Linked DNA regions of Mus musculus: region 1 is linked to region 2. Evidence: chromatin contacts called from ENCODE Hi-C or POLR2A ChIA-PET data. All regions are on one chromosome and are shown on one strand. Each heading gives the region's core, a stretch centred on a gene start or an enhancer-like site at or near the end of the contact. The rest is flanking DNA. Distances are from core to core; before and after follow the strand shown. Region 1 overlaps Zfhx3 (zinc finger homeobox 3). Region 2 holds the start of Zfhx3 (zinc finger homeobox 3).

The links. A loop is a pair of places that touch in the nucleus more often than their neighbours do. ChIA-PET counts read pairs that join two places held with the same protein, here RNA polymerase II (POLR2A).
Region 1: a map of gastrocnemius shows a loop between it and region 2 (3-fold over the local background). The contact joins the enhancer-like site here to the promoter of Zfhx3 in region 2. A Hi-C loop is called at or near these places in 6 of 37 maps with a recorded cell type or tissue (Patski, gastrocnemius, heart and 1 more). POLR2A ChIA-PET finds 5 or more read pairs at or near these places in 2 of 5 experiments (Patski and embryonic stem cell).

The regions. Positions count from the first base shown.
Region 1 is chr8:108,747,722-108,750,421 of GRCm38, reverse strand. The region is part of intron 1 of Zfhx3 (zinc finger homeobox 3); the gene reads right to left. Among named protein-coding and RNA genes, the nearest start is that of Zfhx3, 34 kb to the right of the region's middle. Within about 2 kb of position 1,306, at least 1 of the 3 ENCODE cell types and tissues checked has a DNase peak (open chromatin) inside an H3K27ac peak, as active enhancers do; it is heart, where a contact is called at or near this core.
Region 2 is chr8:108,713,229-108,715,928 of GRCm38, reverse strand. Zfhx3 (zinc finger homeobox 3) reads right to left here and starts at 1,285. Exons shown (of 10, transcript NM_007496.2): 1 at 599-1,285.

The DNA of each region.
Region 1 (2,700 bases), core at 57-2,556, 34 kb before region 2:
ATGGCGATCCCAAATTAATTGAATTAACCTGTGATAAAAGGTCTTCTGCCACATCAACTCCTTTCCTTCCTCTCGAGGACTCTGTCACTTTCTCAAGTTGGAGAGAGAGAAGAAAAGTGAAGTCCATAAATCAGTTTTCCAGTTTCTGTTGAAGGAAGCTGCTTCCTACTTCTAATTTCTGCAACTGGGAAATTCTGTATATTATGTTACCCTCTAATGAAGGATGCCAGTAAACAGAAATCCACACGCCTGCACACGACAGATTATTACATTCTACAGAACTGCAAACACTACCAAGTTATGCACTCTTGGGAACACTGTTAGTGAGGTGTGGTTATTTAACGCCTCATCCACTTAAAAAAAAAATTCATTCCATATGGATGAAAAATGAGCACACTAGCTTGAATATGGGAAAAATAGAAAATGTAATCATATATTACTTAAAATCTATAATGCTTTATGCAAAGATAAGGGAGAAGTAGCCAAGCTTGGGGATTTAGAGCTTCTCAAAATACAAAGGGCATTACCTCATTGCAGGCCGCTAGTCTCCACCCTCACACACTGGCTAGAGACAAGCAGCCTAAGTCAAGGCCTTCCCATTACACTTTTTAAAAATAAAAAGAAAGTGTGTGTCTGTGTGTCTGTCTCTGTGTCTATATGTGTGTGTGTCTGTGTGGCTCTGTGTCTCTCTGTGTGTCTGTATATATGAATCTGTGTGTGTGTCTATTTGTCTCTGTGTCTGTCTGGATGTGTATCTGTGTCTGTCTGTGTATCTGTGTGTGTCTGTCTGTGTATCTGTGTATGTCTGTGTGTGTATGTCTGTGTCTCTGTATATGTGTCTGTGTGGTGTGTGTGTGTGTGTGTGTGTGTGTGTGTGTGTGAGTATGGATTGAGATGGACCAAGCTCTCCCCCCTCACCCCACCCCTACCCCCGTGAGCCATCCCACAAGTCTCCTTTCTCTAAGTTCTCACTACATAAGAAAGTCTCAACCCACTGGATGCCTGTGGGCTTCCACACACAGAACAACACTCTGTGGCACCACGACTCCAGCTGCAGAAACCTGACAGCTCAGAGACTGTAACAACTCTTCCTACAGAGGCCAGGCCACCCTCCAGACACCCTCAGAACATAGAAAAAAAAAAAAAAAAGCCCCAGCTATAGGGAAGGAAACCACCCCACCCCTGGCCCCTGCAAGCCTGGCGGCCTCGCTCACATTCTCTGTCTTCTGAGCCCCAGAGGTTCAGCACCCCCTGCGGCTAAGACAAAAGAGAGACCACAGGAAAACCAACTGCCCTTTTGGCTGGTCCCTAGCAAAGGGGAAGTGTAAAAGTGCAGAGAGGAGAGCGGAGCAGCTGCACTAATCCTGTTTTGTCCTGCAGTAATTAATAGTATAATCCACATTTCAGATGCATTAAAGCGAAAATACCGCATTATCCAAGGACTGGGCACACAGCCCCAGGGCAGAACCTCCCCTGCTGACCTGCAGGACCAGGTGACCTCATCTTAGCCTCCTCCTCTCTGGGGAGCTGACTCTAGACACCTCATAAAAGAACTGAGCTGGCAGCCAGGAATCTCCAGTCTGCTGAATATGTCGGGTCTGTCTTTGGAAGCTACACCCTCAGAGTAGCAGTGTCCAGAAGGTCTGACCCACCGGATCCATTCACCTCCTAAACTAAGTACCACAAGGGCTGGCACTACATATGTGCTAATGCTGTAAACTTAGGGGTAGATTTTTTTTTTAAGATTTAAGGTAAATCTTTCCCAAGAGATAATGCTGCAATTTATATAAATAAATAAAAATAAATAATTTTTAAAGGCATATGTAGAATTAAGATGTCCTTTGTAGATGCCTTTTGGTGGGAACACGCCAGTTTTGCTACTAAGGGAGGTCTTCACGGACACTCTGGGACTACTGGATAAGTTCCTGTCTAGGTCTAGAAAACTGACAGTTGTTTCCTAAGCCCAAAGAGGAAGCATTTTCCACGGCTACCAAAACAAGAATCTGTACCGGAAGGGACACTATCGGCTCACGAAACCAAAAAAAGATGAAATCATGCTAAATGCTGCAGGCAAATGTCAGAAACACTGAAAAGCAGAGGCAGCTTGAACCAGTGTCTACACTGCCACGGTCAGAGGCCGAACCCGCCTGACAGGGGACCCTGCCTCAATTCTCCAACACCAAAGCACGGACAGGAACATCCTGCAGTAAGCAGAAACCGTACACCCCGTTCATCTCCAGAACTTGGCTGTGCTGGGTCTCAACTCAGCCTGAGTCTAGAGCCTAATGCCCACTGGCGGCCAGGACTAAATTCCTCTAAGTTCTTCTTGGAACTTGGCTGAAACTAACTCTTCTTAAAAGAGTAACCTTAAGTTTTTATTTTCCCTTTTTTTTTGGGGGGGGGTTGTTTTATATATGAGTGTTTTGCCTGCCTGGTTGCAAATGCACTGTGTGCAAGCCTTGCGTCCCCAGTATTGAAAGTGGAGTTACAGAGGAAGGTACACAACCCTGTAGGTGCTGCCAATCCAACCTCTGGAAGAGCAGACACTGCTCTAACCTGGAAAGACTTCTTGATCTTGGTAACTGAGTCGAAAAAGAAAATCGTGTTATCTCCCAGTTTTGAGAGTGTTGCAATCTGGGAACATCATTACCCAAGATTTCTGCCCTGGCGATTCTTCCCTAGAGAGTGGGTGGTTAGCTC
Region 2 (2,700 bases), core at 36-2,535:
TTCCTTCGTACTTCCCGCCCCCCAAAATAAATGCTGTACCGGTTCTGGCAGAAGAACAAACCGAAATTAGAGAGCAGCCAGGCCAAGATGATCTCCATAGGTCCCGCCAGCTCTGCCCTGATTCTCTCTTTAATTACTCCCCAAACAGGCACATTCTTCACATTGCTGCAAACTGACCAGCGACTTCTAACACACTCTCACTCTCTCTCTCTCTTTCCTTCATAACCGCCCCCCCCCCCGGCAGCTGAAGGTGTGTTTTAGACCAAAGAATCCAAAGTTCTCAATGGCACCAGTACCCCCAAGTATTAACAAGGTAGGAACTAACCCAAAAGCAGGAGGAGGAGGAGGAGGAGGAGGTCGGGAAGGAAAAGCAAGAGGAGATAGGAGGAAGAACGTACTCTGGTGCCCAGCAGACTCTAAGCCACTCTCTCCCCAGGTAGGTTCCTCCTGGAGTCTAGGAGTTCAAGTGCATCCAAGCCTGCCCTTCCCCCACACGCCCCAAGAGAATGGGAAGTTCAGCCAAGACTCACTCGCAGCACCTGCCTCCAGCGCTAGGCCGGCTGCGAGCGGCGCGGCGGGGGAGGGAGGCTGCACTCACCTGGCACACAAAGCCTCCGTACACCTCAGGAGGAAGGAGGCACTCGGAGGTCCGGGGGCCACCACGCCGGGCAGCGCGACAACGGGAGATTCCAGTGGCAGCGGAGCCCCGAACTTACCCACCCCAGGCGGCATTCTCCCCACCTCCCGCTGCCCCCCGGGCTCGGCGGTGGCGCAGGCTAGGAGCGAGGGGCCTGGCGGCAGGGGCGGGGCGCGCATGGTGGCGGCCCGGGGCTGGCGATCTGCGGGCTGCCCCGGGGAGGGAGGTCCCCCAGGCGCGGCGGGGATTCACCCACGGGGCGCGGCGCTGCGTCCCGGTCCCCGTCCCGGCCTGCCCGCCTCTCTCCTCCTCCTGCGCCGCCCGCTCGCCCGCCCGCCCGCCCGGAATCGCTTTATGTAAATGAAGCTCAACTCGCAGTTTGCAGCGCGCACCGCCCGAGGAAGGGGGGCGGGCGGGGCGGGGGGCCTTCGGGGATCCACATTACACAGCAACAAAGCGGAAGGTTAATTTGAAACTCACAGCCCCGCAGCCTCTCGGCTCCCCGGGCAAAGCCTGACATCTACAGTCGCGCTGGGCGCAGGCCGGGCTGCTCGCGGTGGCCGCGCCCGCGCGCCTGCGGGGACCTGGGGACATAGACGCACAAACACACAGGAGCAGGGCCGGAGCTGCCGGGCCCGGGCTCCCAGCACCAGCCTTGGAGGCGGCCTGGGCCGCACTCGCCTGGGGACAGGAGCCTTGGCTGCCCTGGCCTGCACCAACCCAGGAACCGGCCCGGCAGGAACAAAGCCGCGTCCCCGCGAGGCACTGACCGCACCGCTCATCAAAAGTCAAAGGCCGGCCTGGAAGAAACGGACGCGCCTTCGGCCACCCCCAGTCTCTCCCCCAAAAGAGAAGAACAAGCAGTCGGGGCCTCCGAACCCTGATCCATCAGTCTCTGGGCCCTGTCCACGTCAGAGCCAGGCCACTCTAACATGGGGACTTTAGCCAATGTGGACAGGAATTTATTTGAAACACACACCCATCCTATTAACTGCTTCACAGAGCACTTCTGTTTTTCAGCTGCAGAAACTTACGAAAACATCCCCTACTCACTCACTCTCCATTGAGAGTTTAAGGACAGTTTCTAAGGAGAGGGGGAGAAGAGGAGAGCAAGAAACGACTAGAAAAGGCCAAGCAGCCTGGAACCACCCGCTGTCAGGATCAGGAGACTGCCCTTAGGAGCCACAGAGCATTTCAGACAGGGCAAGAAAGGTGGCCCGGCTCAAGACGATTCTACCACCAGGATCAAACCCAACGGGGCTACCTCGGCTGGTCACAGCGACAGCTGGGCACTTCTAGGTCTCCCAAGGTTCACCTTTGGCGTTCTGTTATGCAAAGGCAGGCCCCCTTGAAATCTCACCGGAAGGCTCCAGTCCTCTCAGACAGAATTCCACCCTCCTCCTAAATCTAGTCTTCATTCCCAGCATAGAAAGACACCTGCTTTTTCTCTTTCTGAAAACCAGCCACCCAGGCTGCCCCCGGCAGCCGCGAGTCTTTTCCTACTGCACAATAATGAACCATGCAAGTGTTAGAAATATAATAAGCTCACCCGGCGAAGAGCAGAATGTATGGAATCGTATTTGCATTAAACACACACTAACAGGGAGGAAAGGGGGAGGCTTGCTTGGTGAAAACTACAGGGCCCCAATGTAGGAAGCATTTTGGTACAATAGAATTCGGTTTCAAATCGATGTAAATACCTAACCTGTTGGGCGCAGTCTGTTACCCTGTCTATATTTTAGCACAAGAAAAAAAAAAAAGATTGCAATCGCCGTCTCCCTTCCCCCACCCCAAGCTAGGACCTTGGGAGAAAAGAGCTGCCTCTGGGGAATCATGTCTGATTAGGGACAAAGGAGGGCAGAGGCCAAATTTAGTCAAACTTGGGGAAGGGGGAGAGCAGGTCTGGGGGGGTTGGGGGAGGATGGGTTTTTGAGCCAGAGTATGGCCTCCATAGACCTGCTTCAGGCTGCCTGACCTCGGGCTCAAGAACAGGTGGTGTTTTCAAAACACACTGTTATTTATGTTAGCCACACGAGTCAGGAACACCTTAAAGAAAACCAATT